2 separate regions of the Homo sapiens genome follow, and region 1 is linked to region 2. Evidence: chromatin loops called from intact Hi-C (ENCODE). Cell type or tissue: tibial artery. All regions are shown on one strand. Links, peaks and the distances in the headings refer to the core of each region. The heading gives the core; the rest is flanking DNA. Region 1 overlaps ATP2A2 (ATPase sarcoplasmic/endoplasmic reticulum Ca2+ transporting 2). Region 2 has its middle 12 kb from the start of ANAPC7.

Region 1 (15,533 bases), core at 1,517-9,516, 110 kb before region 2:
CACAGGCATGAGCAACCAAGCTCCTAGCTAAGTTTTGTATTTTTTTGTAGAGATGGGTCTTGCCCTGTTGCCCAGGCTGGTCTCTCAAACTCCTGGGCTCAGGCAGTCCTGCCTCAGCCTCCCAAAATGCTGGGATTACAGACGTGAGCCCACTGCGCCTGGCCCACATTTTTTTTAATAGCAAAAAATATTTGAATTAGGGAATTCTGATGGTGATGAAGAAAATAGGTCAGAATGGGGAAGGCTGAAGATATAGGGAGGCTATTTTAGTAGTCTAGGCAAGAGATAATGAGGACAGTAACATTAAGAATAATGAAGGAAAGATTTTTGAGTTCATGAATAGTGGCTCTTAAGCAGGAGTGCACATCACAATCATCTGGGGGCACTCTTTTTAAAAAAGTTTTTGGCAGGTCTCAACCTAGAATATTAACTCTGAATCTCCATTGGGTACAGAGTTCTGATCGTGAGTAGTTCAAAGAGTGAGCCTCTGACTTAGTTACAAAACAGCAGATTTGTTTTGTTTTGTTTTGAGATGGAGTTTCGCTCTTGTTGCCCAGGCTGGAGTGCAATGGCACCATCACGGCTCACTGCAGCATTGACCTCCTGGGCTCAAGTGATTCTCCCACCTCAGTCTCCTGAAAAACTGGGATCACAGGCATGAGCCACCATGTACCTGGCTAAGTTTTGTATTTTTTTTGTAGAGATGGGTCTTGCCATGTTGCTCAGGCTTGTCTCTCAAACTCCTGGGCTCAGGCAGTCCTGCCTCAGCCTCCCAAGTAGCTGGGATTACAGGCATGCGCCATCATGCCCAGCTAATTTTGTATTTTTAGTAGATGTGGGGTTTCTCCATGTTGGTCAGGCTGATCTCGAACTCCCGACCTCAGGTGGTCCGCCCGCCTCAGCCTCCCAAAGTGCTGGGATTACAGGAGTGAGCCACCACGCACGGCCTAAAGCAGCTCCTTCCGTCAGTCTGTCCGTCCGTCTGTCCTTCCTTCCTTCCTCCCCCTTTCCCTCCCCTCCCCTCCCCTCCCCTCCCCTCCTTCTGTCCTCCCTCTTTTCCTTCTTTCTCGCTCTCTCTTTTTTTTTTTTTTTTTTTTAACTTGGAGACAGGGGCTTGCTCTCTTGTCCAGGCTACAGTGGAGTAGTGTGATCACTGCGACCTCGAACTCCTTGGCTTCAAGGGGGTCCTCCTGCCTCAGCCTCCTGAGTAGCTGGTAATACAGGCACATGACACCATGCCCAGCTTTTTTTTTTTTTTTTTTTTAAAGACGGAATCTTGAACTGTCGCCCAGGCTGGAGTGCAGTGGCACGATTGCGGCCCACTGCAAGCTTCGCCTCCCAGGTTTACGCCATTCTCCTGCCTCAGCCTCCCCAGTAGCTGTGACTGCAGGTGCCCACCAACACTCCCAGCTAATTTTTTGTATTTTTAGTAGAGACAGGGTTTCACTGTGTTAGCCAGGATGACCTCGTGATCCTCCCGCCTCAGCCTCCCAAAGTGCTGGGATTACTTACAGGTGTGAGCCACCATGCCCGGCCTTTTTTTTTTTTTTTTTTTAAAGTAAAGATGGGGTCTTGCTTTGTTGTCCAGGCTGGTCTTGAACTTCTGGGCTCAAGCGATCCTCCTCCTCCTGCCTTGGCCTTCCAAAGTGTTGTAATTACAGGTGTGAGCCACTGTACCTGGCTCAAAGCAACAGATTTTGATAATAGATAGGAGAGTGTGTAAATCAAAGATACTGGCAAGATTTCTAGTTTACGTGACTGGGTGTGATGATGGTACTCTACTACCTACAGAAGGAAACATTGGAAAGGAGATTGTTTTTCCACAAATATATGTGGTGGGTGAGGTTGTAGATGACATCACCTAAATATGTGTATGAGATTCTGTTTGATTTTATGCTTACAGTTTCTCCAGCTTCTTCTTGTTTAATTTTTTTAAAAAAATAGAGACAGAGTCTAGCTATGTTGCCTAGGCTGGTCTCAAACTCCTGGCCTCAAGTGATCCTCTTGCCTTGGCCTCCCAAAGTTCTGGGATTTACAGGTGTGAGCCACTGTGCTCTGCCTTGTTGGGCTGTTTTAGTGTGTTGAGTCTACTTGAAGCCTTAGAGAAATTACCCCCAAAGCCTTTATCCTTAGTTTGCATCAGTAGATGGCAATGGTAGACAGCTTCAGAGGAAACTACAACTGTGATACCTCAAAGCACCATCCTTTTTGAAGAAAGAGACAAAAGCCAGCTTCTCTTCAGTTGGTGATTCTGGTTTCTCTGTATCTTTGAATCCTGATTCTTGCCAGTCCTTCCCGTCTTTTGTAAGACACTCTAACCTAATTAACTGTGAGAAACTTGGAAGTCATCTTGATTTTTTCCCCCCTCTTATCCTCTGATTTGTCCGTAAGGCCACTGATTCTGTCTCCAGAACACACCCAAGTTCGTGAACTCCGTTTCCTTGGTCAGCACACTAGTCTAGCCATCATCTCACACCGCAGCTGTCATCATCTCCTAACTAGGCTCTGGCTTCCTTTGTTGTCTTCCTCCAGTCCATTCTCCACACAAGTGCCAGAGTGGTTTCTTAAAGGTTGTGTTATTTATTCATCTGCTAAAAAACCCTTAAGGGACTTCCCCATTGCACTTAAAATACAAAATTCTCTGACCTGATAAACTTGCATTGTGTGTATGTACCTCCTGCTTTCTTCTATGATTTCATCTTGTGCTGCTCCTTCATGTTGCAGACATCCAGGCCTTTTTTTCAGTTTTCAGTACCACCAAAGTCACCTTTTTTTGGAAGGTTAGGCAAATTTTATAGAGTTTATTAATTTGCTCAATGCACTGATCTTATGGTGGTGAAGCTTTGATTATTACCCTGACCTATCTCGCTTTCTCACACTGAAATTTCATTTTCTATATTGTAATATAGTTTTGTTGTTGCATTTGATAGTTTAGAAAGGACAAATAATGTTTGATCTATAGTGTATGTGACTTAAGATTTTCAGTCTAATGGGATTTTCCTTATTTATATTGTGGTAAAGTATACATATTATAAACTTACCCATTTTAACCATTTTTAAGCGTGCAGTTCTGTGGCATTAAGTACATTCACATTGTTTTGGGACTGTCACCATCCAGAACTTTTATCTTCCCTAACTGAAATGTACACCTTAAACACTGACTTCCAGTTCCCCTCTTCCCTGGCCCCTGGCAACCATTCCCTTTATTTGAATATTCAAAAGACAATGAATTTAATATTCAAAAAAAACCTGAGTTTAAATCCCTTAGGTGAATATACTACTACTATAAAGTGGAGTACAAATTTAAATCCATTTTCCTTTCACCTGTTTCTGAATCCTTCATAGATAGTGCTGATTCTGGTAGTTATTTACCACTTTTTTTCCCCAGCTCTTCCCCCACAGTATGGTAATTGCTAAAAAGCGTATATATTGCTTTGACGTTGGGCTCTGTTTTTCTTTAATTTTTATTTTTATTACTATTATTATTATTATTATTATTATTACTATTTTGAGACAGGGTCTCACTCTGCTGTGCAGGCTGGAATGCAGTAGCGTGATCTCGGTTCACTGCAACCTCTGCCTGCCTGTTCAAGTGATTCTTGTGCCTCAGCCTCCCAATTAGCTGGGCTCACCAGCATGCACCACCACACCCAGCTGATTTTTGTAGTTGTAGTAGAGATGGGGTTTTGCCATATTGGCCAGGCTGGTCTCAAACTCCTGGCCTCGTGACCCACTCACCTCGGCCTCCCAAAGTGCTGGGATTACAGGCGTGAGCCACCGTGCCTGGCCTATTATTATTTTAGTTAAGCCCAGCTGTGTGAGACATTGGGCTCTTAAGTGCTGCTTGCTTTCGTCTTAAATTGTGACCTTTTTAACTGAGTAATGCAGAACAGACATCTAGGTTTAGAATGTATGTGGGCATTTTATTAAATACTGTTGTCATACTACTAGGCAGTGAGCACCTTAAGGACAGAACTGTCATATTGACTGTTGTAACGTTATCGTAAGTTCTCTATGAATGAAATTTGAAATCAGAAGTATATGATAGGCTCAGCTAATGTAAACATAGTTGCTGTGCAGAACAAACAGTTGAAGTGTATGTGTGTGTTCAATACAATTATTATTATAATATTATACAGACAGAGTCTTGTTCTGTCACCCAGGCTCTAGTGCAGTGGTGTGATCTCGGCTCACTGCAACCTGTGTACCTCCCAGTTTCAAGTGATTCTCCTGCTTCAGTCTCCCGAGTAGCTGGGATTACAGGCTTGGGCCATTATGCCTGGCTTGCTTGCTTTTTTGTTTGTTTGTTTGTTTGTTTGTTTTGAGACGAGTCTCGCTCTGTTGCCAGGCTGGAGTGCAGTGGCATGATCTTGGCTCACTGCAACCTCCGACTCCCTGGTTCAAGCGATTCTCCTGCCTCAGCCTCCCGAGTAGCTGAGATTATAGGCACGTACCACCACGCCCAGCTAATTTTTGTATTTTTTAGTAGAGACGGGGTTTCACCGTGTTGGCCAGGATGGTCTCAAGCCCCTGACCTCGTGATCCATCCTCCTCGGCCTCCCAAAGTGCTGGGATTGATTACAGGCATGAGCCACCGCGCCCAGCCACGCCTGGCTAATATTTTTGTATTTTTAGTAGAGGCAGAGTTTGGCCATGTTGGCCCGGCAAGTCTTGAATTTCTGGCCTCAAGCGATCCACCTGCCTCAGCCTCCCAAAGTGCTGGGATTACAGGCGTGAGCCACTGCACCTGGCCTTCAATACAATTATTGAATGCCAGATTATTAGTATATTCAAGGTCTGTGTGATCCTCATTATTATCTTAATTCCAGAACATTTTCATCACCCTCAGAAAAACCCATACCCATTAGCAGTTGTTGCCCTGTTTTCCTCCCACCAGTTCCTGACAACCACAGTTTATTATCTGTTTTGTGGATTACTGTCTGTTTTTCTGGATATTGCATATAAATGGAGTCAATCTTGGTGACTGGCTTTCTCTTAGCATAGTGTTACATTTCGTTCATGAATATAGCATGTATTTCATTCCTTACTGCTGAATAATGTTTATTAGTTGATGGACATTTGGGTTGTTTCCAGTTTTGGTCTATTATGAGTAATGAATAGTGCTATAACTTGTACATACATGCTTGTACTAATTTTTGTGTGAACATAACATTTTCTCTCTGTTAGGTATGTACCTAAGCATGGAATTATGGGGCCTATAGTGACTCTATACTTAACATTTTGAGCAGCTACCAAACTGTCTTTCAGAATGGTGGTGATATTGTTCTACATTCCCACCAACAATGTATACAAGTTCCAGTTTCTCTACATCCTTGTCAAGACATGTCATTGTCTATCGTTTTAAAGTTTTACCCAGGAAGTGAGTATCATTGTGGTTTTGACGTCCGTTTCCCTAATTTCTTAATGATGTTGGGCATCTTTTCATGTGGCTATTGTCCATCGGTGTGTTTTCTTTGGAGAAATGCCTGTTTAAATTAGGTTATTTGTCTTTTTAATGTTGAGGTATAAGAATTCTTTACATATCCTGCCTTATGAGGTGTGATTAGCAAAATTTTTTCCCCATTCTATAGGGATTCCTTTTTTTCACTTTCTTGATGGCATACTTTGTAACATACAAGTTTTTAATATGATAAAGTCCACTTATACATTGTTGTTGCTTGTGCTTTTGGTGTGATGTCTAAGAAACTGTTGCCAATTGAAGGTCACAAAGACTTTATATATTAGCCAGTATATATGATCCAGGCGTCGTGGCTCATACCTATATGATCCCAGCACTTTGGGAGGCTGAGGCAGGAAAAACCACTTTTTTTTTTCTTTTTGAGACGGAGTCTTGCTCTGTTGTCCAGGCTGGAGTGCAGCGAGTGGCATGATCTCGGCTCAGTGCAACCTCCGCCTCCTGGGTTCAAGCGATTCTCCCGCCTCAGTCTCCCGAGTAGCTGGGATTACAGGTGCACACCACCACACTCAGCTAATTTTTGTATTTTTAGTAGAAACGGGGTTTCACCGTTTTGGCCAGGCTGGTCTTGAACTCCTGACTTCAAATGATCCGCCTGCCTCAGCCTCTCAAAGTGCTGCGATTATAGGCAAGAGCCACCATGCCCAGCCTAGGAAAAAAACACTTTTAAATTAGCCAGGCAAGGTGGTACAGGCCTGTAGTCTCACTACTCAGGAGGCAGAGGTACGAAGATGACTTGAGCCCAAGAGTGGAGGCTGCAGTGAGCTACTATGATCCTGCCACTGTCCTCCACCCTAGGCAACAAAGCAAGACCTTGCCTCTTTAAAAACAGCAACAACAGCAAAAACTATGGTGTGAGGTAGGAGATCCAGCTGCTTTCTTTTGCATGTGGATATTTAGTTGTCTCAGCACCATTTGTTGAAAAGATTTCTTCACTAATTTGTCCTGCAACCTTTGTGAAAAATTAATTTACAAATGCAAGAATGTATTTCTAGACTCTATTCTTACTCCATTGATCTCTGTCTTTAGGTCAGTACCATACTGTCTTGATAGCTAGCTGTCGTTTTGTATTTTTTGAAATTGGGAACTTGGGAGTGTAACTTTGTTCAAGATAATTTTGGGCATTCTGGGTTCCTTACATTTACATATAAATTTTTAAGAGTTGCTTGTCAATTTCTGCAGAAAGCAAGCTGGTATTTTCAGTAAGAATTGTGTTGTATCTATAGATGAGTTTGGGAAATATGGTCGTAATATCAAGTCTTTGGATCCATGAGCATAGGGATGTCTGTTTTTTTTTTGTTTTTTTTTTTTAAGGTCTGTCATTTCTTTCAACACTGGTTGTCAGTGTTCAAGTCTTGTGCTTCTTTTGTTATTGCATTTTTGGCGGGGGGAATATTTGTAATTGGAATAATTTTTTGTAACTTGAAATTGGCCTATTGGTGATATTTATTTATTTATTTATTTTTGAGACGGAGTCTCGCTCTTTCACCGCTATGACAGGCTGGAGTGCAGTGGCACGATCTCTGCTCACTGCAAGCTCCGCCTCTCGGGTTCACGCCATTCTCCTGCCTCAGCCTCCCCAGTAGCTGGGACCAGAGGCGCCTGCCACCATGCCCAGCTAATGTTTTTGTATTTTTAGTAGAGACAGGGTTTCACCATGTTAGCCAGGATGGTCTCGATCTCCTGACCTCGTGATCCACCCGCCTTGGCCTCCCAAAGTACTGGGATTACAGGCGTGAGCCACCGCGCCCGGCCTAGTGATATTTATTTTTAATTAAAATTTTTAGATTCAAGGTACATGTGCAGGTTTGTTATGTGGATTTAATGTGTGATGCTGAGGTTTGGGCTTCTGCTGATCCTGTCATCCAGATGATGAGTATAGATGATGAGTATAGTACTTCACAGATAGTTTTTCAGCCCTCGCCCCTCTTTCCCTCCCACTTTTTGGAGTGCCCAGTGTTTATTGTTCCCATCTTAATGGCTATGTGTACTCAGTGTTTAGCTCCTACTTACAAGTGAGAACAGACAGTATTTGGTTTTCTGGGTTAACTCACTTAGGATAATAGTCTCTGGCTGCATCCATTTTGCTGGAAAAGACATGATTTCATTCTTTTGCATGGCTGCGTAGTATCACATGGTGTATATATACCACATTTATTTTTGAGATAGGGTCTCACTCTGTCGCCCAGGCTGGAGTGCAGTGGTGCGATTTTGGCTCAGTGCAACCTCCACCTCCCAAGCTCAAGCCATCCTCCCACTTCAGCCTCCTTGTGAGTTCAGGCCATCCTCCCACCTCAGCCTCCTTGTAGCTGGAACTACAGATGCCCACCACGCCCAACTAATTTTTGTATTTTTCGTACAGATAAGGTCTCACCATGTTGCCCAGGCTGGTCTCGAATTCCTGGGCTCAAGTGATTCACCCACCTTGGCCTCCGAAAGTGCTGAGATTACAGGTGTGAGCCACCACGCCCGGCCACAATTTCTTTTTCTTGGGATATATACCCAGTAATGGGATCGCTGGGTTGAATGGTCATTCTGTTTTTAGTTTCTTGAGAAATCTCCAAACAGCTTTCCACGGGGGCTGAACTAGTTTACATTCTTGCCAGCAGTGTATAAGTGTTCCCCCCAGCCCCACCACCTTTTTTTTTTTTTTTTTCTTTTTTTTTGAGGCAGGATCTCAGTCTGTTGCCCAGGCTGGAACACAGTGGCATGATTATAGCTCATTGAGCCATGGCTTTCCAGGCTCTAGTGACCCTCCCACCTGAGCCTTCCAGGTTAGCTGGGACTGTAGGCACACACCACTATGACAGGCTCATTTTTAAATTTTTTCGTAGAGATGAGGTCTTACTATGTTGCCCTGGCTAGTAGTTGAATTCCTGGGCTCCAGTGATCCTCCCACCTCAGCTTCCCAAAGTGCTGGGATTACAAGCGTGAGCCACCGTGCCCAGCAATAATAGTCACTCTGACTGGTGTGAGATGACATCTCATTGTGGTTTTGATTTGCATCTCTCTACTAGTGATGTTGAGCATTTTTTCCTATGTTGACTACTTGATTGTTGTCTTTTGAGAAGTGTCTTTTCATACCCTTTGCCCACTTTTCAACAGTGATTTTGTGTGTGTGTTTGTGTGTGGATTTAAGTTCCTTATAGATTCTGGATATTAGTCCTTTGTTGAGTGCATAGTTTGCAATTATTTTCTCCAATTCTGTAGGTTGTCAGTTTACTCTGTTGATAGATTTCTTCTGCTGTGCAGAAACTCTTTCGTTTAACTAGGTCCCAATTGTCAAGTTATTTGTTGCATTTGCTTTTGAGGCTTAGTCATAAATTCTTTGCTTAGGGCAGTGTTGAGAAGAGTATTTCCTAGGTTTTCTTCTAGGATATTTACAGTTTGAGGCCTTACATTTAAGTCTTTAATTTGCCTTGAGTTAGGAATTCTTTTTTCAATTTCATTTTCAGATTGTTCTTTGCTAGCGTGTAGAAATAGTTTTTTACGTATTGATCTTGTAGTTTGCCATCTTGCTGAACTCATTAGTTAGTTTTAATAGTTTTTATGGGTTCCTTAAGATTTTCTATATACAAGATCATGCATTTGCAAATGAAAATGTTTTTACTTCTTTCTAGTCTGGATGCCCTTTATTTCTTGCCTAATTGCCCTGGTTAGAATCTCCAATACAACGTTGAAGTACCAAGAGCAGACATCCTTGTCTTACTGATCGTAGGGGAAAGCATCCAGTCCTTCACAGTGAAGTGTGACATAGGTGTGGGTCTCATAGGCGGGTGCCCTTTATCATGTTGAGGAAGCCTAGTTACAGCTGTAATATTTAGGTTGTCAGTATACTCTGGTGACCTTTCATGGTGTTTGTAAACTTATATGCAAATCAGAAATGATAGTTTGCTGGGTTACTAGGACCAGCAGGTCATTGAATTGGGTAAGATATAATTCTAAGGCATTTGCAACTATTATATGGAACATTTTGGAAAAGCATACCGTGACTGTATAACCTGGGCCAGATAAATAGGTATTTATTTTATTAAGACTATACACGTTGAGCCTTTTAAACTTCCACCTCTTTTAGAATTAGTAATCAAATTGACTGTGCAATCTAGCATTTAGCCTGATAATTCAGTTTTGTGAAAACTATAGAGTGAACTTTAATTCTGAATTTTTTCTTGTCAGTCGAAGGTACTATTTGCGTAGCCTGAAAGATTAAATGGCATAAATTGTGCTTTTAGACATGGTGACTTTTATATTTTCATTTACATTATGAAATTGGATGTGAAGGGGTTTTTCAGATGTGTTGGAAAACTGGAGAGTGTTGTAAACTAATTCGAAGCTGAAAATAAAAAAGTACTGACTTAACGATTTTGATATTTGCAGAAAGGAACAGACCTTTTTGTAGTCACTGTTTGGAATGTAAGGGTCATCTCCTGACTTTAAAATTCTTTGTCAGCTTTTGGAAGATATCTGGTAGGATGGTTCTGGCTGAACTTTTCAAAGACTAAGCTGGAATAGGTGGTTTTTTGAGGGAGATATGGAGAGAGAGTTTAAGGAAACTAATTTTTTTTTTTTTTTTTTTTTTTTTTTTTTTTTTTGAGATGGAATCTCACTCTGTCGCCCAGGCAGGAGTGCAAGGGCGTGATCTCAGCTCACTGCAACCTCCGCCTCCTGGGTTCAAGCGATTCTCCTGCCTCAGCCTCCCTAGTAGCAGGGATTACAAGTGCCCGCCACCACACCCGGCTAATTTTTGTATTTTTAGTAGAGACAGGGTTTCACCATGTTGGCCAGGCTGGTCTCGAACTCCTGGCCTCAAGTGATCCGCCCGCCTCAGCCTCCCAAAGTGCTGGAATTACAGGTGTGAGCCACCATGCCCAGCCAGGAAACTAAATTTTATATGTTGCTATACCAGCTAATCATTCCAAAGAGAAACTGGGTAAGCATACATAGCAAATGCTAATGTGAGTCTTAAGTATCTAGAACACAAGAGCCAAATGAAATTGATATGGCAAATAAAAACATGGAGAAAATAACCCGCACATAGGCTGTGCTCAGTGGCTCATGCCTGTAATCTCAGCACTTTTGGGGGAGGCCAAGGCATGCAGATCACTTGAGTCCAGGAGTTTGAGACCAGCCTGGGCAACATAGTAAAACCCCATCCCTACAAAAAATACAAAAATTAGCTAGGCGTGGTGGTGCGTACCTGTAGTCCCAACGACTTGAAAAGCTGAGGTGGGAGGATCACCTGAGCCCAGGAGGTCGAGGCTGTGGCAGTGAGCTGAAATTAAGCCACTGCACTCCAGCGTGGGCAACAGAGTGAGACCCTGACTCAAAAAAAAAAAAAAGAGAAAGTGACCCACATGTTCACCTCTTAAGAAGCCACAGTAATTCTACATTATCTTAAGGCCAAGAAAATATTTCTCCGGATGGATGGAAACCAAAAGTAGTGAAGTTGTACATAATCTTATAAGAAATGAACGTCATTGTTTTTAAGCTTTCTGTATTATCTGCTGACATGAAAGTGAATCAAGCTATAATAGCCTAAGTCATTTCTGTTTTCTTTTTTTCTTTTTCCTTTTTTTTTTTTAAAGTAGAGACGGGATTTTACCATGTTGGCCAGGCTGGTCTCGAACTCCTGACCTCAAGTGATCTGCCTCCCTTGGCCTCCCAAAGTGCTGGGATTACAGGCATGAACCACCGTGCCCGGCCATGGTTTTGTGGGATGTTTTTTTGAGACAAGGTCTCCCTGTATTACCCAGCCTAGTCTCAAACTCCTGGGCTCAAGGGATCCTCTTCCCTTGGCCTCCCAAAGTGCTGGGATTACAGGCATGAGCCACCATTCCCAGCTAGAAGTCTTAGTTTTAGAATTTTGGGGCTTCTAGTATATGCCGCAGGGGTTATTTATTGACTTCTTAAGAACACTGTTTTCAGGGTTGTTTAAAACAAACTTTATGTATCTTGGTAACCCAGGGTTGATGAATAGCACCAGGAAATAAATATTCTCAGATGACTTCTGTCTTGTAGTATATACTCTGGAGCGAATCATCTTTTAAGATTTAAGTAGTGGAAGCAACACAATCTTAAAATTGCATTTGCTTTAGCACTTGTACAGAAATTGATAATTTTATTTCCTAAAATGAAGACTTAATAGCCAACAGGGTGCCAGCAATTTCAAGATTTACTCGGGAATAAAAAGAATAATTCTTAAACTTGACAGCAATTTAAAGGAAGAAAACTTTCAATTTAAAGGAAGGAAACTTTTACTTCAGACAGTTAACATGCAGTACTGAGATTTAGTAGCAGGTATAAACTGCTTTTGAAGCAGTTGAGTAAAAGGCAGAGTTGTGAAATAGATGAGTGGATTCATATAAGAACCTGGATTATGATCCTAGTTCTGCATGACATTGGACTATGTACATTAACCTCTGCAGAATTAGGTAATTGGAGTACTGTTTCAAGGAGCTTTCTTGCTCTAAAAAGTGTGATTTAGATAGTATGGCCATGAGTCCATGTGGACTTTTTTTTGCTTTTAGAAAGCTGTTGGGGTTGGAATTGACTGGCTTTAAACATTTAGCAAACATTAAATGCTCTTTAACACAAAACAGAGTAGTCAGTCTGCTGTAGAGCAGAGGAGTTGGCATACTATCTTTGTGGGTTGGTTGGTTGGTTCGTTTGTTTATAGACATGAGGTCTCACTGTGTCACTCAGGCTGGTCTTGAACTCCTGGCCTCAAGTGATCCTCCTGCCTTAGCCTGTAATCCCAGGTCTTTGGGAGGCGGAGGCGGGTGGATCACAAGATCAGGAGTTCAAGACCAGCCTGGCCAAGATGGTGAAACCCCCGTCTCTACTAAAAATACAAAAATTAGCCGGGTGCAGTGGCAGGCACCCGTAACCCGTAATCCCAGCTACTCGGTAGGCCGAGGCAGGAGAATTACTTGAACCCAGGGGGCAGAGGTTGCAGTGAGCCAAGATCGCGCCACTGCACTCCAGCCTGGGGGACAGAGCGAGACTCCATCTCAAAAAAAAAAAAAAAAAAAAAAAAAAACGCTGGGATTATAAGTGTGAGCTATAGCGTCCAGCTAATATTTTGGGTTTTGTGGGCCACAACAATCTCTGTACCAAAGTCTTTTGTAAAATATGAAAAGAGAATTGTTTAAAAAAAAAAAAAAAAAGGTGTTGGCTGGGTGCAGTGGCTTATCCCTGCAATCCTAGCATTTTGGGAGGCCATGGCAGGAGGATCACTTGAGCCCAGGAGTTTGAGACCAGCCTGGGCAACATATTGAGACCTTGTCTTTACAAAAAAAGTTTTAAAAACTTGCATAGTGAGGCTGGGAGCCATGGCTCATGCCAGCACTTTGGGAGGCTGAGACGAGGTTCACTTGAGCTCAGGAGTTTGAGACCAGCCTGGGCAACATGGAAAGACCCCGTCTCTAAAAAAATAAAAAATGAAAATTTGCTGGGCATGTTGACGTGCTCCTGTAGTCCCTGCTTCTCGGGAGGCTGAGGTGGGAGGATCAGTTGAGCCTGGGAGGTCAGGGCTGCAGTGAGCTCAGATCGTGCCAGTATGCTCCAGCCTGGGTGACAGAGTGAGACAGAGTAAAACTCTGTCTCCCAAAAAAAGTTCGGGGGGTGGGGAGCCTTAAGATTTTGCACACTGCTTAGATCAATGTTTCTCTAACTTCATGTGTGCAGGAATTACCTGGGGATGTTGTTAAAATGTATGTTTTGATTGGTTCAGTCTGAAATGGGGCCTGATTATTCTGCATTTCTAATAAGCTCCCAGGTCAATAATTTGAGTAGCAAGGCTCTAGAGCAGATCTTAATCATTTCTAGATCACAGTCCCTTTGAGAATTAATGAAATTTATGGACTTTCTTCCCCAAAAACATATATTGAAAATCTTGTGTGCAACTTCAGGAGGTTCATTTGTCCTCCTCCTCAGAAAGTCCACCTCAGGATTCTAGCTATTTAGTTTTGAAAACTGAAGTACAGGCCGGGCATGGTGGCTCATGCCTGTAATCCCAGCAATTTAGGAGGCCAAGGCAGGCGGATCATTTGAGCCCAGGAGTTCGAGACCAGCCTGGCCAACACTGTGAAATCCCATCTTCACTAAAAATACAAAAATTACCCGGGTGTGGTGGTGGATGCCTGTAATCCTAGCTACTTGGGTGGCTGAGGCACGAGAATCGCCTAAACCCAGGAGATGGAAGCTGCAATGAGCCTAGATTGCACAACTGCATTCCACCCTGAGGGACAGAGCGAGACTCTGTTGCAAAAAAAAAAAAAAAAGAAAACAAAACAAAAAAGAAAAATTGCTTTAGTTGTTCTGTAAATCCTGGAAGCTATACCTCTGTTTCCAAAGCCAAGGTATAAATTATTACTCTAGAAAACGGATAAGCAGAAGAGCAAAATAGTCTAAAACAAAAATCAGCATAGAGAGTTTTTGAGTTTGAGAGCCCCTGAGCACTGTCAGAATAGCTAAGACATTAAGAACTGTGAGAAATGAGAGTTCTCCTCAACCATCAGACCATGATAGGCCAGTTGATCTTGAAGCCTGACCTGATTTCATGGGGCTGGCATTTCCTTCCTGATTTCCTGTAATCACCTCCTCTCTACTCCCCATGATTCAGTGGTAGTCACAGTACCAGGAAGTGCCAACCTTTTCATTCTTGCTACTGAGATGAAGATTTTGGAAAAAGGAGAAGAAACCATGTGGTTTGGGAACCACCTTTCCTTTTTTTTTTTTTTTTTTTTTTGATACGGAGTCGCTCTGTCGCCCAGGCTGGAGTGCAGTGGAATGATCTCGGCTCACTGCAAGCTCCGCCTCCTGGGTTCACGCCATTCTCCTGCCTCAGCCTCCCCGTTAGCTGTGACTACAGGCACCCACCACAATGTCCGGCTAATTTTTTGTATATTTTAGTAGAGATGGGGTTTCACCATGTTAGCCAGGCTGGTCTCAAACTCCTGACCTCAAGTGCTTCATCTGCCTTGGCCTCCCAAAGTGCTGGGATTACAGGTGTGAGCCACCGCTGCTGGCCATGGGAACCACCTTTCCTAAGCATTAACACCAAACCACCTAGATGGGCAGATTTAACTGTGACCAACTTTTATATTAAAAGATAATGGAACTTTTTTTTTTTTTTTTTTTTTTGAGACAAAGTCTCGGCTCTGTCACCCAGGCTGGAGAGCAGTGGTGCAATCTTGGACCACTGGAACCTCTGCCTCCTGGGTTCAAGCGATTCTTCTGCCTCAGCTTTCCCATTAGCTGGAATTACAGGTGTGCACCACCCCACCTGGCTATTTTGTATTTTTTTTTTAGTAGAGACGGGGTTTCACCATGTTGGCCAGGCTGGTCTTGAACTCCTGACCTCAAGAGATCCACCCACCGTCAGCCTCCCAAAGTGTTGGGATTACAGGCATGAGCCACTGTGCCCGGCCGATAATGGAACTTTTGAAAACCAAGGGCTTGGTGGCCGGGTACACTGGCTCATGCCTGTAATCCCAGCACTTTGGAGGCCGAGGCGGGCAGATCACCTGAGGTCAGGAGTTCGAGACTAGCCTGACCAACATGGAGAAACGCTGTCTCTACTAAAAATTCAAAATTAGCTGGGCATGGTAGCGCTTGCCTGTAATCCCAACTACTTGGGAGGCTGAGGCAAGAGAATCACTTGAACCCAGGAGGCAGAGTTTGTGCTGAGCTGATATCGTGCCATTGCACTCCAGCCTGGGCAGCAAGAGTGAAACTCTGTCTCAAAAAAAGAAAAAAAAAAAAAAAGTAAAACAAAGGGCTTGGCATTATCAGTGCCAGAAAAATACAAGATTGAGAGAATGGGGAAACAGGAGGGACATAAACTTGGTGGGAGTATACATTTGTATGCAAAAGTAAAAGATAACAGACGAAGATGTTAACCCTGTAACACCGTAAAAGGAAATGTTAGAAATAACTAGATAGCCATAAAAATAGAGGATGATTCATTTAGTTCATGGTATGGTTGTGAAATACTGTGGCCTTGAACAAGTACCTTTTAGTGTCTCATTTTCCTCATCTATAAACAGGGAGGGAG
Region 2 (15,533 bases), core at 2,763-10,762:
GAAAAGGGCAGTAATGAGGTGTGGCTGTAGCCTAGGAATAATCAGGGAAGCAGATAATTTAGTTAAAATGTCTCAACCTAATAAGGGAGCTGGTCAGGTGGGGATAACTAAAAAAGAGTGCATAAAAGAATGTTGTCCAAGTTGGCATCAGAGTTGGGAAGTTTTAAGAGGTTTAGAAGCCTGGCCGTCAATATCCACAACAGTTATGGAGGCAAGGGAAACATGCCCTTGAAAAGAAGGTAATGTGGAGTGGGTAGCCTCCGTATTGATTAAGAAGGGGACGGACTTACCTTCCACTGTAAGAGTTACCCAAAGCGTCTGTGATGGTCCTGTAGGCTTCCGAGGTGATCGGGCAGTGTCAGTCTTCAGCCACTAAGCAGAGAAGATCTGGGAAGGAGTCAGTCAGAGAGCCTTGGGCCAGAGTTCCAGGGGGTCTGGGAGTGGCTGCTGGGTTGGACAGTCCAATTGCCAGTGGGGTCCCGCACAGATGGGACGTAGCTTAGGAGGAATCCTGGGCTGCGGGCATTCCTTGGCCCAGTGGCCAGATTTCCAGCACTTGAAGCAAGATCCTGGGGTAGGTGGTGTCAAGCCTCTGAGCCCAAGCTAAGCCATCATATCCCCTGTGGCCTGCACGTACATATCCAGATGGCCTGAAGCAATTGAAGATCCACAAAAGAGGTAAAAATAGACTTAACTGATAACGATACACCATTGTGATTTGTTCCTGCCCCACCCTAACTGATATGATATAGTCTACCCTGCCCTTAAGAAGGTACTTTGTAATATTCTCCCCCTCCCTTAAGAATATACTTTGTATGCCTATCCCAAACCTATAAGAACTAATGATAATCCCACCACCCTTAGCTGACTCTCTTTTCGGACTCAGCCTGCCTGCACCCAGGTGAAATAAACAGACTTATTGATCACACAAAGCCTGTTTGGTGGTCTCTTCACATGGACGTGCATGACAGGCAGTCCTGGAGGAATGCCTGGCCTCTGCGGTTCAGGCGTTTGGAAGTTCTTGTGTACTGGAGATGTGGCTGGGGTTTGTCTCACGGTGGAGGCAAGGAATTGCAACTCAGAAATACATTGCTACTTGGCTGCCTCTACTTTATTATTGTACACCTTGAAGGTGACGTTAATTAAGTCCTGTTGTGGGGTTTGAGGGCCACAGTCTAATTTCTGGAGCTTTTTTTTAATGTCGGGAGTGGGTTGGGTAATAAAATGTTTATTGAGAATAAGACAGCCTTCTGGCCCTTCTGGGTCTAGGATGGTAAAGTGTCTAAGGGTTGTTGCCAAACGGGCCATGGACTGGGCTGGGTTTTTATATTTGATGAAAAAGAGCCTAAACACTAACTGATTTGGGAAAGGTTGGATAAAGAAATAGGAGCATTAACCTTGACTATGCCTTTAGCTCCAGCTACCTTTTTAAGAGGAAATTGTTGGGCAGGTTGGGGAGGGCTAGTTGTGGAATGAAACTGCAAGCCGGACCGGGTGTGAGGAGGGGAGGTGATAAAAGGATTATAGGGTGGGGGAGCGGAGGCTGAGGAAGAATTGGGACCTGGCTCGGCCTGGCGAGGAGCAGCCTGGGGAGGAGAGGTCAGATGGGTCTGTAGAAAAGGAAGATTCAAAAGACTCAGCAATGCTTGGGGTTGGGACTGAAGGGACAGGCGAGAGGGAAAGAAGGAGGATTTGGGATGAGTCGCATTGGGAACAGAGACTAGGGAGGGACCGATGTGTAAAAGAACGCCTGGACGTCAGGCACCTCAGACCATTTGTCCATTTTTCGACAAAAATCATCCAGGTCTTGTAAAACGGAGAAATCAAAAATGCCATTTTCTGGCTATTTAGAACCATTATAAAGTTTGTATTGGGGCCAAGTGGTGTTGCAGAAGAAAATAAGATGCTTAGGTTTTAGGTCAGGTGAGAGTTGAAGAGATTTTAAGTTTTTAAGAACACAGGCTAAAGGAGAAGATGGGGGAATGGAGGGCAGAAGTTTGCTCATAGTGAAGGAGGTAAGTTTAAAGAGAAAGGTAGAGACATGGAGAAGGGGGTGGTGAGCAGCCAAAGCAGGCGTCTCCACAACTGACTTGCCACCAAGGGAATGTGGGTGAATGACCAAGCAGGCGTCCCCGCAGTGATCAGACACCAATGGACTGTGGGTGAATAATCAGGCAGGCATCCCCACAGTGATTAAACACCAAGGGAAGACTGTCTTCCCGAGTCCATGTCCGGCGCCAGAGTTTTGGGTCCATGGATAAAATGTGTCTCCTTTGTCTCTACTAGAGAGGAAAAAGAACTGGAATTGGAAGGACAGGGAGATTGAAGGGTAGCAAGGGAGGGAGATTGAAGGGTAGCAAGAGAGGCTGGAGAAGAGAGTGAAAAGACCGTTTACCCGATTTGAAATTCATGAGATGTTCTTTGGGCTGGTTGGTCTGAGGACCCGAGGTCATAAGTGGATCTCCTCATGGAGTGAGGGTGAGGACAGGGGACCGGTCTCCCAAAGGAGTCCTCTTGTCCCGGGTTTCAGCACCAAATGTCATGCACGTCCATGTGAAGAGACCACCAAACAGGCTTTGTGTGAGCAACAAGGCTGTTTATTTCACCTGGGTGCAGGCGGGCTGAGTCCCAAAAGAGAGTCAGCAAAGGGAGATAGGGGTGGGGCTGTTTTATAGGATTTGGGTAGGTAAAGGAAAATTACAGTCAAAGGGGGTTGTTCTCTGGCGGGCAGGGGCGGGGGTTGCAAGGTGCTCAGTGGGGGAGCTTCTGAGCCAGGAGAAGGAATTTCACAAAGTAATGTCATCAGTTAAGGCAGGAACTGGCCATTTTTACTTCTTTTGTGATTCTTCAGTTACTTCAGGCCATCTGGATGTATACATGCAGGCTTGGGCTCAGAGGCCTGACAACCATGCCCAGCTAATTTTGTATTTTTAGTAGAGACAGGGTTTCTCCATGTTGGTCAGGCTGGTCTCCAACTCCTGACCTCAGGTGATCCACCTGCCTTGGCCTCTCAAAGTGCTGGGATTACAGGCGTGAGCAACCATGCCCAGCCGAACTTTTTTTTTTTTGGGACAGAGTCTCACTGTGTCCCCCAAGCTGGAGTGCAGTGGTAGGATCTCTGCTCACCACAACCTCCACCTCCCAGGTTCAAGCTATTCTGCCTCAGCCTCCCAAGTAGCTGGGATTAAAGGCATGCACCATCATGCCTGACTTATTTTTGTATTTTTAGTAGAGACAGGGTTTTGCTTTGTTGGCTAGTCTGGTCTTGAACTCTTGACCTCAGGTGATCTGCCAGCCTCGGCCTTCTAAAGTGCTAGGATTACAGGTGTTAGCCACTGTGCCCGGCCTTCTGTGAACTTTTAAATACTTTTTCTTTTCTTTTTTTTTTTTTTCTGAGATGGAGTTTCATTCTTCTTGCGCAGGCTGGAGTGCAATGGCGCAATTTTGGCTCACTGCAAATGCTGCCTCCCGGGTTCAAGCGATTCTCCTGCCTCAGCCTCCCAAGTAGCTGGGATTACAGGCACGCGCCACTATGCACAGCTAATTTTTGTATTTTTAGTAGAGATGAAGTTTCGCCCTGATGGCCAGGCTGGTCTTGAACTCCCAACATCAGGTGATCTGCCCACCTCAGCCTCCCAAAGTGCTGGGATTACAGCTGTAAGGCACCACGCCCAGCCTTAAATACTTTTTCTAAATATGTATATATCCAAAAACAATGTATAACATTGTCATCTTGATAAATGGCAATTGACATCACCACTCAGCACATGGGGAGGAGCAGGGAAGTTGTAACAAACTGGAGTATGCCCTCTCTACAGGGGCAGCTGCAACTTAATTTCAGTATATTAGTCCCAGGCAGCTGGGAATTTTCTGTATCATTTGACTTTTCAAAAGAATTCATAGTTATAAATCTGGATTTTAATATTTGAAGTATTCCAATTTTTTTTTTTTTGAAACAGTTTCACTCTGTCACCCAGGCTGGAGTGCAGTGGCACGATCTTGGCTCACTGCAACCTCTGCCTCCTGGGTTGAAGGGATTCTCCTGCTTCAGCCTCCCAAGTAGCTGGGACTACAGGCATGCGCCACCACATCCAGCTAATTTTTGTATTTTTGGTAGAGACCGGGTTTCACCATGTTGGCCAGGCTGGTCTCAAACTCCTGAGCTCAGGTGATCCACCCACCTCTGCCTCCCAAAGTGCTGGGATTACAGGCATGAGCCACTGTGCCTGGCCAAGTATTCCAATTTTTAAACGTTGGCCAAAATGAAAATAACAAGAACTTTCTATGTATAGAAGACCAAAGCCTTGAAACATATTGTTTATACATTGGCGGAAGAATGGATACATTTTGCTACATTTATGCAAGGAACTGCTATGCAGCATTTAAAACATAAGTGAACTCTAACACATGTATTAATGTTAACATGGATAAATGTAAAAAAGTATATTGAATGACTAAAGCAAGTTGTAGAATTGTATCACTCTATGATACCATTTCAATAAAGTTTGAAAACATACAGGATGTTATACATTGTTTTTGGATACATACATATTTAGGAAAAGTATTTAAAAGTTCATGGTGAAGATGCCCACCAAAATCAAATTGAAGGTTACATCTAGAAAACGAGAATAGGGAATGAGATGGGAAAGGGATCTACGGGAGCTTCAACTGTGGCAAAATGCAAGAGCTAAAAAAGTTAAATGATGAAGATACAGGTATTCTTTTTTTTTTTTGGAGACAGAGTCTCACTCTGTCACCCAGGCTGGAGTGCAGTGGCGCCATCTCAGCTCACTGCAACCTCCGCCTCCCAGGTTCAAGCGATTCTCCTGCCTCAGCCTTCTGAGTAGCTGAGACTACAGGTGAGGGCCACCATGCCCAGGTAATTTTTTGTATTTTTAGTAGAGATGGGGTTTCACTGTGTTAGCCAGGATGGTTTTGATCTGACCTCGAGATCCGCCCACCTCAGCCTCCCAAAGTTCTGGGATTACAGGCGTGAGCCACTGCACCCGGCTGATACAGGTATTCTTTACATTGTCCTTCATAAATGGCACTGGGGAGCCATTAAAAGCATAGAAATAGGCACTAGACTGCCTGGGTTTAAATCTCATTTTTGCCATTTATTATCTTAATTTAAATGTCACTTAATTTTCTGGAACCTTAGTCACCCCTTCTGTGAAACGGGGGAGATATAACAGCACCTATTTAATGGGATTGTTGTAAATATTAAATTAATTCATGGTGGGAAGCTATTAAGGGCAGCATGGTAGAAGTGATCCACCCCAGGGCATAGGTTAGAGAGGGGTAGGTTGCACCACTGCTCACTCCAGCCTGGGCAACAGAGCAAGACTCCATCTCAGAAAACAAACAAACAAACAAAAAAAAACAGGCCAGGCGCGGTGGCTCATGCCTGTAATCCCAGCACTTTGGGAGGCTGAGACAGGTGGATCACCTGCCGTCAGGAGTTCAAGACGAGCCTGGCCAACATGGTGAAACCCTGTCTCTACTAAAAATACAAAAATTAGCCGGGTGTGGTGACAGACAACTGTAATCCCAGCTACTTGGGAGGCCGAGGCAGGAGAATTGCCTGAACCCAGGAGGTGGAAGTGGCAGTGAGCCAAGATTGTGCCACTGCACTCCAGCCTGGGCAACAGAGCAAGATTCTGTCTCAGATAAATAAATAAATAAATATTATATAATATATATTATTTATATTAATATATATTAGATTGCTCTTGCCATACTGCCGAGGCAGGCAATATAATATATAATATATAGTATATTATATATTATATATTTTATATATTGTATATTATATATTATATATATTATATATAATATATAATATACAATATACAATATATAATATATATTATATACAATATAAACTTTAATAATATAATATATAATATATATTATATATAATATAAACTATAATAATATTATATATAATATAATAAAAATAATAAAATAGGCTATGTACGGTGGCTCAGGAGGCTGAGGCAGGAGGATCCCTGAGCCCAGGAGTTTGAGCCACTCTAAGCAACACAGGGAGATCCAATCTGGAAAAAAAAAAAATAGGGCCGGGTGTGGTGGCTCACGCCTGTAATCCCAGCACTTTGGGAGGCTGAGGCGGGCAGATCACGAAGTCAGCAGATGGAGACCATCCTGGCCAACATGGTGAAACGCCGTCTCTACTAAAAATACAAAAATTAGCTGGGCGTGCCGGGCGGGGTTGCTCATGCCTATAATCCCAGCATTTTGGGAGGCCGAGGCGGGCGGATCACGAGGTCAGGAGATCGAGACCATTCTGGCTAACATGATGAAACCCCATCTCTACTAAAAATACAAAAAATTAGCCGGGCGTGGTGGTGGGCGCCTGTAGTCCCAGCTTCTTGGGAGGCTGAGGCAGAAGAATGGCATGAACCTAGGAGGCAGAGCTTGCAGTGAGCCGAGATTGCGCCACTGCACTCCAGCCTGGGTGACAGAGCGAGATATATATATATATATATGTGTGTGTGTATATATATATATATATATATATATATATATATATATTTTTTTTTTTTTTTTTTTTTTTTTTTTTTTTTTGAGACGGAGTCTCGCTCTGTCACCCAGGCTGGAGTGCAGTGGCGCGATTCTCCCGCCTCAGCCTCCTGAGTAGTTGGGATTACAGGCAGGTGCCACCACACCCGGGTAATTTTTGTATTTTTAGTAGAGACGGAGTTTCACCATGTTGGTCAGGCTGGTCTCGAACTCCTGACCTCGTGATCCACCCGCCCTGGCCTCCCGAAGTGCTGGGATTACAGGCATGAGCCACCACGCCCGGCCATAAATATATTTATATGTGTATATACACACATATATATACAAATATTTAAATGTCATTTAAAAGCATTAATTTGTTACCTTTTTGTACCATAATATGAATTTGATTTTTTTTTTCTTTTGATACAGAATCTCACTCTGTCATCCTAGCTGGAGTGTAGTGGCATGATCTCAGCTCACTGAAACCTCCACCTCCTGGGCTCAAGTGATTCTCCCACCTCAGCCTCCTGAGTAGCTGGTATTACAGATGCACACCACCACGCCCAGCTAATTTTTTTTTTTTTTTTTTTTGAGAAGGAGCTTTGCTCTTGTTGCCCAGGCTGGAGTGCAATGGTGTGATCTCCGCTCACTGTAACCTCCGCTTTCTAGGTTCAAGTGATTCTCCTGCCTCAGCCTCCTGAGTAGCTGGGATTATGGCCTGCGCCACCACGCCCGGCTAATTTTGTATTTTTAGTAGAGACAGGGTTTCTCCATGTTGGTCAGGCTGGTCTTGAACTCCTGACCTTGTGATCCACCCACCTTGGCCTGCCAAAGTGCTGGGATTACAGGCGTGAGCCACCACGTCCAGCCTACAGGCTAATTTTTATATTTTTAGTAGAGACAGGGTTTCACCATGTTGGCCAGGCTGGTATTGAACTCTGGACCTCAGGTGATCCACCAGCCTCGACCTCCCAAAGTGCTGGGATTACAGGCTAATTTTTTTTTTTTTTTTGAGACACAGTCTCACTCTGTTGCCCAGGCTGGAGTGCAGTGGCACGACCTTGGCTCACTGCAAGCTCTGCCTCCCAGGTTCAAGCAATTCTCTGCTTCAGCCTCCCAAGTAGCTGGGATTACAGGCAACCGCCACCACGTCCGGCTAATTTTTGTATTTTTAGTAGAGACGGGGTTTCACCATCTTGGCCAAGCTGGTCTTGAACCCTTGACCTTGTGATCCACATGTCTCCGCCTCCCAAAGTTCTGGGATTACAAGCGTGAGCCACCACGTCCAGCCTACAGGCTAACTTTTTATATTTTTAGTAGAGACAGGGTTTCACCATGTTGGCCAGGCTGGTATTGAACTCTGGACCTCAGGTGATCCACCTGCCTCGACCTCCCAAAGTGCTGGGATTACAGGTGTGAGCCACCATGCCCAGCCATGAAATTCAATAAAGTAAAACTTTCACTGTTTCTTTTCTGGCTGTGATTATTAGTCACTTCATTTCAGAATTATTGCTGACTGTAATTTTGTTATAAAAGACAGAAAATATTAAAAAAATGAGCTGCTCTGAGGCCGGGTGTGGTGGCTCACACCTGTAATCCCAGCACTTTGGGAGGCTGAGGCGGGCGGATCAGGAGGTCAGGAGATCGAGACCAGCCTGGCTAACACAGTGAAACCTGATCTCTACAAAAAATACAAAAAATTAGCCGGGTGCGGTGGTGGGTGCCTGTAGTCCCAGCTACTCGAGAGGCAGAGGCAGGAGAATGGCGTGAACCTGGGAGGCGGAGCTTGCAGTGAGCCTAGATCGTGCCACTGCACTCCAGCCTGGGCAACAGAGCGAGACTCCGTCTCAAAAAAAAAAAAAAAAAAAAGCTGCTCTGCAGGTTGAACCAGCTAGGTGTACCACCATATCTAAGACACTTAGAACAACACCTAGCACACTGTGAGCACTGAAGGAGTGAAGGACGTGCCATCCCAAAATATGCCAAATTGGGCTGGGCATGGTGGTTGTAATCCCAGTACTTTGGGAGGCCGAGGCAGGCAGATCACTTGAGCTCAGGAGTTCAAGACCTGCCTAGGCAATATAGCAAGACCATGTCTGTACAAAAAAACACAAAAATTAGCCGGACATGGTGGTGCTCATCTATAGTCCCAGCTACCAGGGAGACTGAGGCAGGGGAATCACTTGAGCCCAGGAAGTGGAGGCTGCAGTGAGCTATGATCCCACCACTGCACTCCAGCCTGGGTGACAAAGAGAGACCCCGTCTCAAAAATAAATAAATAAATAAAACAAAAATCCCAAAACTCCAAATATGCCAAATCGATATATCAATTATTGAGTTAAAAAGCATTAGAGAGGCTGGGCACGGTGGCTCACGCCTGTAATTCAAGCACTTTGGGAAGCCGAAGCAGGCTGATCACTTGAGCCCAGGAGTTCAAGACCAGCCTGGCCAACATGGTAAAACCCTCTCTCTACTAAAAATACAAAAATTAGCTGGGCGTGGTGACGCATGCTACTCAGGAGACCGAGGCATGAGAATCACTTGAACCTGGGAGGTGGAGGTTGCAGTGAGCTGAGATTGTGTCACTGCACTCCAGTCTGGGTAACAGAGTGAGATTCTGTCACCAAAGAAAAAAAAAATAGAGGAAGTAAAGTTTCAGAAACAATGAGCTGACCACTGTTTTCCTGCATGTAACAAGTGATGAGGATTTATCTGGAAAAGGTACCCTCTCCATATAAGAGCAAGAAAATAGCCCTTATCTCCAGAGACTTAAAACTAAAGGCTACAATGGACCTCCATAAACATACTTAACAAAGTTACCTTTACTTTCACCAGTTTGGCACTCCCCCCATTTATCTCCTAGTGACTCCCCTGAAAAATTTACTGCCCCAGCCAGATTTTCTTTGTCCTGTCATTTCTTCTCAAGTATATTGCTCTTTGTCTAAAACATATAAAGCATCTTATTTGGCCACTTCTTCAGACTTCACTCTTTTTTTTGTGTAGACCCCCCCGTACACGTGAAACAAAGTTTGTACACTTTTCTCTTGTTAATCTGCCTGGTGTCAGTTCGTTTTCGATCCAGCTCAAAAACCCACTAAGAGTTAAAAGAGGGGCTGGAGGTGATCTCTGGGTCCCTTGCAGTGTAGCGGGCTAATTTAGGAATCAGACCGACGGGTTGAGGAGGATACTTACTATTTAATTATTTAGGTGCACCAACCCAGTCGGATTAACATCCAAAGGACTGAGCCCCTAACAAAGAGTCAAGTTACCTTTTAAGCATTTCATGGGGCAGGGGGAGATCTGTGCAGGGGGAAGCATATTACAGAAGTGAGAAACAAAGACAGTTATTCAGTTGAGACATGCATTACATCATTTCTTTTTTTTTTTTTTTTGAGACGGAGTCTCGCTCTGTCGCCCAGGCTGGAGTGCAGTGGCGGGATCTCGGCTCACTGCAAGCTCCGCCTCCGGGTTCACGCCATTCTCCTGCCTCAGCCTCCCAAGTAGCTGGGACTACAGGCGCCCGCCACTACGCCCGGCTAATTTTTTGTATTTTTAGTAGAGACGGGGTTTCACCGTTTTAGCCGGGATGGTCTCGATCTCCTGACCTTGTGATCCGCCCGCCTCGGCCTCCCAAAGTGCTGGGATTACAGGCGTGAGCCACCGCGCCCGGCCGCATTACATCATTTCTTACTTTTCAAGGAAAAACATGTTTTACGACTTGAGTTTATCTATCTACTTACCTTGCAGCCACACAGCTAGAGAAACAGAGTCTTCACAATGCCTGGGAAAGGGAGAGATAAGGCTCACTAGCCACAGACAGAAAAACAGGCAGTTAATTTTTAAAGGACTCCACCTTTTTCTCTTCCTCAGGGGGAATTGGGTTTTCTTACATACAACTGAGTTTTTGCTTACACATTCTTTAATTTCTTTTAATTCCTGTTCCAGAAGCACTATATAAATGTTTGCTATTATACTTTTTTCTTTTCTTTTCTTTTTTTTTTTTTTTTGAGACGGAGTCTCGCTCTGTTGCCCAGGCTGGAGTGCAGTGGTGTGATCTCATCTCACTGCAAGCTCCGCCTCCCGGGTTCATGCCATTCTCCTGCCTCAGCCTCCTGAGTAGCTGGGACTACAGGCGCCCACCACCATGCCTGGCTAATTTTTTGCATCTTATGGAGAAATAGCCATAGCATTTAGCAACATGAAAGTCACTGATGATGTCAACAAGAACATTTTCAGTGGCGCTTTGGTAAAGAGAAGGAGACAAATGTGAGACAATGCATATAGATAATTCTTTTATTTTGAGATGGAGTCTTGCTCTGTTGCCCATGCTAGAGTTCAACGGCATGATCTCGGCTCACTGCAACCTCTGCCTCCCAAGTTCAAGTGATTCTCCTGCCTCAGCCTCCCCAGTAGCTGGATTACAGGCATGCTCCACCATGCTCCTGCTAATTTTTGTGTATTTTAGTAGAGAAGGGGTTTTACCATGTTGGCCAGGCTAGTATTGAACACTTGACCTCAGGTAATCTGCCTGCCTTGGCCTCCCACAGTGCTGGGATTACAGGCATGAGCCACCTTGCCCAGCCAATAATTCTTTTTTTTTTTTTTGAGACGAGATCTCGCCCTTTCGCCCAGGCTGGAGTGCAGTGGCACGACCTTGGCTCACTGCAACCTCCACCTCCTGGGTTCAAGTGATTCTCCTGCCTCAGCCTCCCAAGTAGCTGGGATTACAGGCATGTGCCACCTGCCCGGCTGGCTAATTTTTGTATTTTTAGTAGAGACGGGGTTTCACCATGCTGGCCAGGCTGGTCTCGAACTCTTGACCTGGTGATCCGCCTGCCTCGGCCTCCCAAAGTGCTGGGATTACAGGCATGAGCCACTGTGCCCGGCCAATTATTTTGAGGAGTTTTGCTGCAGAGAAGTGGTTCTCAACTGGGGTGGAGGCAGGGTGGTGACTGTATTCCTAGGGGACATTGGGCAATGTCTGGAGACATCTGAGGTGGGGTGGGTGTTGCTTCTGGCATCGGGTAGATAGATACTAGGGATGCTGCTAAACATTCTTTAATGTATAGGACAGCCCCCCACGGCAAAGTGGAGGAGAAATTTACATTCATGCCAGGCATGGTGGCTCACACCTATAATCCCAGCTACTTGGGAAGCTGAGGCAGGAGAATCACTTGAACCCGGAGGTGGAGGTTTCGGTAAATCTAGATTACACCATGGCACTCCAGCCAGGGTGACAGAGGGAGATTCTGTCAAAAAGAAAAAAAAAATTTTTTTAATTCATATATTTAAGTAGCCAGTCCAAAATGTCAAAGTGTCAATGTGGAGAAGCCCTGTTGTAAAGCAAAGGAGGACATGGTTGGCAGCAGGTGGGTGAAAGAGAGGATTTTTGTTTTCTGATTGGAGAAATATCATTTTTATATACTGATGGGAATGAAGGAGAATGTATCACTGGCTAACTGGTAGAAGAAAGGTTGAGACTGGGCACAGTGGCTCAGGTCTGTAATCCCAGCACTTTGGGAGGCCAAGGTGGGTGGATCACTAGGTCAGGAGTTCAAGACCAGCCTGGCCAATATGGTGAAACTCCATCTCTACTAAAATTACAAAAATTAGTTGGGTGTGGTGGCGCATGCCTGTAGTCCCAGCTACTCGGGAGGCTGAAGCAGAAGAATCGCTTGAACCCGGGAGGCAGAGGTTGCAATGAGCTGAGATCGCACCACTGCACTCCAGCCTGGGTGGCAGAGTGAGACTCAGTCTCAAAAAAAAAAAAAAAAAAAAGAAAAGTTGATAATTCCTGCAAAGAAATAGAGCTAAAACACACCTGTGAAACTGATAAACTCACACAAAGAATGGATGAAGCAAAAATATTTATAGAGAAAAAATTAGAGGCAAAGGGGGACCTACCTCCTCTGGAAATTTTATTTATTTATTTATTTATTTATTTTTTATTTTTTATTTTTTTTGAGACAGGATCTCCCTCTGTTGCCCAGGCTTGAGTGCAGTGGCACAATCATACCTCACTGTAGCCTCAACTTCCCAGGCTTAAGTGGTCCCTCCACCTCAGCCTCCCAAGTAGCTGGGACTATAGGCATGCACCACCACACCAAGCTAATTTAAAAAATTGAGTGTGTGTGGAGATGGGGTCTTGCTATGTTGCCCAGGCTGGTCTTAAACTCCTGGGCTCAAGCTGTCCTCCTGCCTTGGCCTCACAAAGTGCTGGATTACAGGTGTGAGCCACTGTGCCCAATTTTTATTTATTTATTTAGAGTTGTGTCTCTCTCTGTCACCCAGGCTGGAGTGCAGTGGCGAAATCATAGCTCACTGCAGCCTTGACCTCCTGGGCTCAAGCAATCCTTCCACCTCTGCCTCCTGAGTACTTGGGACTACAGGTGTGTGGTACCATGCCCAGCTAATCTGGAAATTTCAAAATATTCATCTTGAAAATCAATTTATCAAAGAGAGGGTAGGTTCTACGGTTAGGTCCCATTAATATGATGTAATTCAGATCATACTGATTTTGTTTTGTTTTGTTTTGAGACAAGGTCTGGCTCTATCACCCAGGCTGGAGTGCAGTGGTGCAATCACAGCTCACTGCAACCTCTACCTTTCGGGCTCAAGAGATAATCCCACCTCAGCCTTCCAAGAAGCTGGGAGTACAGATACCTGCCACCACGCCTGGCTAATTTTTTTTGGTAGAGACAGGGGTTTTGCCATGTTGCCAGGCTGGTCTTGAACTGAGCTCAAGCTGAAACAGGAATTAAAATAAATCAAAAAATGTTTAAACAAAAACTCAGTTGTATATAAGAAAACCCAATTCCCCTTGAGGAAGAGAAAGAGCTGGAGTCCTTTAAAATTAACTGCCTGTCTTTCTGTGGCTAGTGAGCCTTATCTCTCCCTTTCCCAAGCATTGTGAAGACCCTGTTTCTCTAGCTGTGCAGCTACAAGGTCACTAGACAGATAATCTCAAGTTGTAAAACATGTTGTTCCTTAAAAAGTATGAAATAATGTAATGCATGTCTCAATTAAATAACTGTCTTTGTTTCTTGCTTCTGTAATATGCTTCCCCCTGCACAGATCTGCCCCTGCCCCACGAAATGCTTAAAAGGTAACTTGACTCTTTGTTCAGGGCCCAGTCCTTTGGATGTTAATCCGACTGGGTTGGTGCAGCTTAATAATTAAATAATTCCTCCTCAACCCCTCAGTCTCTCTAATTCCTTAATTATCCCGCAGCAAAGTGATCCACCCGCCTTGGCCTCCCAAAGTGCTGGGATTACACACATGACCCACCATGCTTGGCCAGATCATACTGATTTTAATAATATTCAAAGGACATGTATGGTGTTAAAACAACTTGGGACACACAGGAGATATATCCAAGGAGACTAGGCCTCCTCTTCCTCATGGAATCATATTCAGAAAGGATAATTTTGGAGCTGGAGGGCGTGTTAGAGGTTATCTTCATTTTATGTGAGGAAACAGAAGTCCTGGGATGGTAATTGGCTGTGAATCGTTAGGTCAGCTGCGTAACAGATGTAGAATGATGTGGATACCGTGGAGTGTTGGGTCAAATACATTGGAGGAACAACTTATAAATATAAATGTTCTGCTCCACTTAAGTTCATCTCTAAATGTCCAGCAGCTTCCTAAGAATGAAAATTTTTCCCAGCTGCAATCAGACATTTTTCTTAGATCTGTCTTTTGTACAAGGGGAAAAACATAACACTTATAAATTGCTCTAAGGGAAACATTACTTAACATCCCTTAAGTGTCTCCTGGCAGTGATAGGTTTCCTTTCAGTGGAAAAATAACTTCAGGACAAAGAATTTCCCTGAACAACTGGAGGGAATAAATACCACCAGCATCCCAACCAATTTTCCCTCTTTTCAGTAAAGAAGGTTCTAAGATGTCCAGATGGTCATTTTTATTTATGAGATAGTCAGACAAGTAAAAAGACTTAAATAATGGTTTAGGGATAAATCTCAAGGGGATTTGTGATAAAATAGCAAATGGGTGACTTTTTAAAAGCACTCTGAAAGCAGGAACTCAGCTTGTATAACCATGTTCATTGCAGCATTCTTCACGGAAGATGGAAACAACCCAAGTGTCCATGAACAGATGGAGAAGCAAAATGTGGTCTGTCCCTACAAGGGAATGTTATTCAGCTATAAAATAGAATGAAGGGCTGGACACGGTGGCTCACACCTCTAATCCCAGCACTTTGGGAGGCTGAGGCAGACGGATCACCTGAGGTCAGGAGTTCGAGACCAGCCTGGCCAACATGGTGAAACCCCATCTCTACTAAAAATACAACAATTAGCCAGGTGTGGTGGTGGGTGCCTGTAATCCCAACTACTCAGGTGGCTGAGGCACGAGAATCGCTTGAACCCAAGAGACGGAAGTTGCAGTGAGCCGAGATTGCACCACTGCACTCCAGTCTGAGTGACAGCGTGAGACTGTCTAAAAAAAAAAATGAAGTTCTGAGTTCTGATACATGCTACAACATGGATAAATATGACTGAATCTCAAAAACATTACATTAAGTGAAAGAAGCCAAACACAAAAAGGACAAATATCATAAGATTCCTTTTTTTTTTTTTGAGACAGAGGTCTCCGTCTGTCACCCAGGCTGGAGTGCAGTGGCACAATCTCACCTCACTCACTGCAACCTCCACCTCCTGGGTTCAAGTGATTCTCCTGCCTCAGCCTCTCGAGTAACTGAGATTACAGCTGCCCACTACCCTGCCCAGATAATTTTTGTATTTTTGGTAGAAATGGGGCTTTGCCATGTTGGCCAGGCTGGTCTCAAACTCCTGACCTCAAGTGATCTGCCTGCCTCAGCTTCCCAAGGTGCTGGGATTACAGGCGTGAGCCACTGTGCCCAGCTCACATGATTCCATTTATATGAAATGTCCAGGATAGGTGAATGCATGCAGACATCAAGTAGATTAGAGTTTACAGGGGCTGAATGGAAGCGGGGGAGTGGTTTAATGGGGACAGAGTTTCTATTG

Evidence for each region. A loop is a pair of places that touch in the nucleus more often than their neighbours do. Peaks named below come from ENCODE experiments on the same cell type or tissue, not always from the same donor. Only the 100,000 strongest peaks of a DNase experiment are listed, where the experiment ranks them.
Region 1: a loop joins it to region 2, with 2.2 times the contacts of the local background. A loop is called at or near these places in 1 of 110 quality-filtered maps.

What each region holds. Positions count from the first base shown.
Region 1 is chr12:110,299,108-110,314,640 of GRCh38, forward strand. All of the region lies in intron 5 of ATP2A2 (ATPase sarcoplasmic/endoplasmic reticulum Ca2+ transporting 2), which reads left to right. Among named protein-coding and RNA genes, the nearest start is that of ATP2A2, 26 kb to the left of the region's middle. RefSeq lists an enhancer at 15,526-15,533. In tibial artery, for the core only: no CTCF peak of the experiment used is centred there; no DNase peak of the experiment used is centred there; H3K27ac peaks cover 4,752 bases.
Region 2 is chr12:110,408,164-110,423,696 of GRCh38, forward strand. No RefSeq gene overlaps it. Among named protein-coding and RNA genes, the nearest start is that of ANAPC7, 12 kb to the left of the region's middle. In tibial artery, for the core only: no CTCF peak of the experiment used is centred there; no DNase peak of the experiment used is centred there; H3K27me3 peaks cover 479 bases.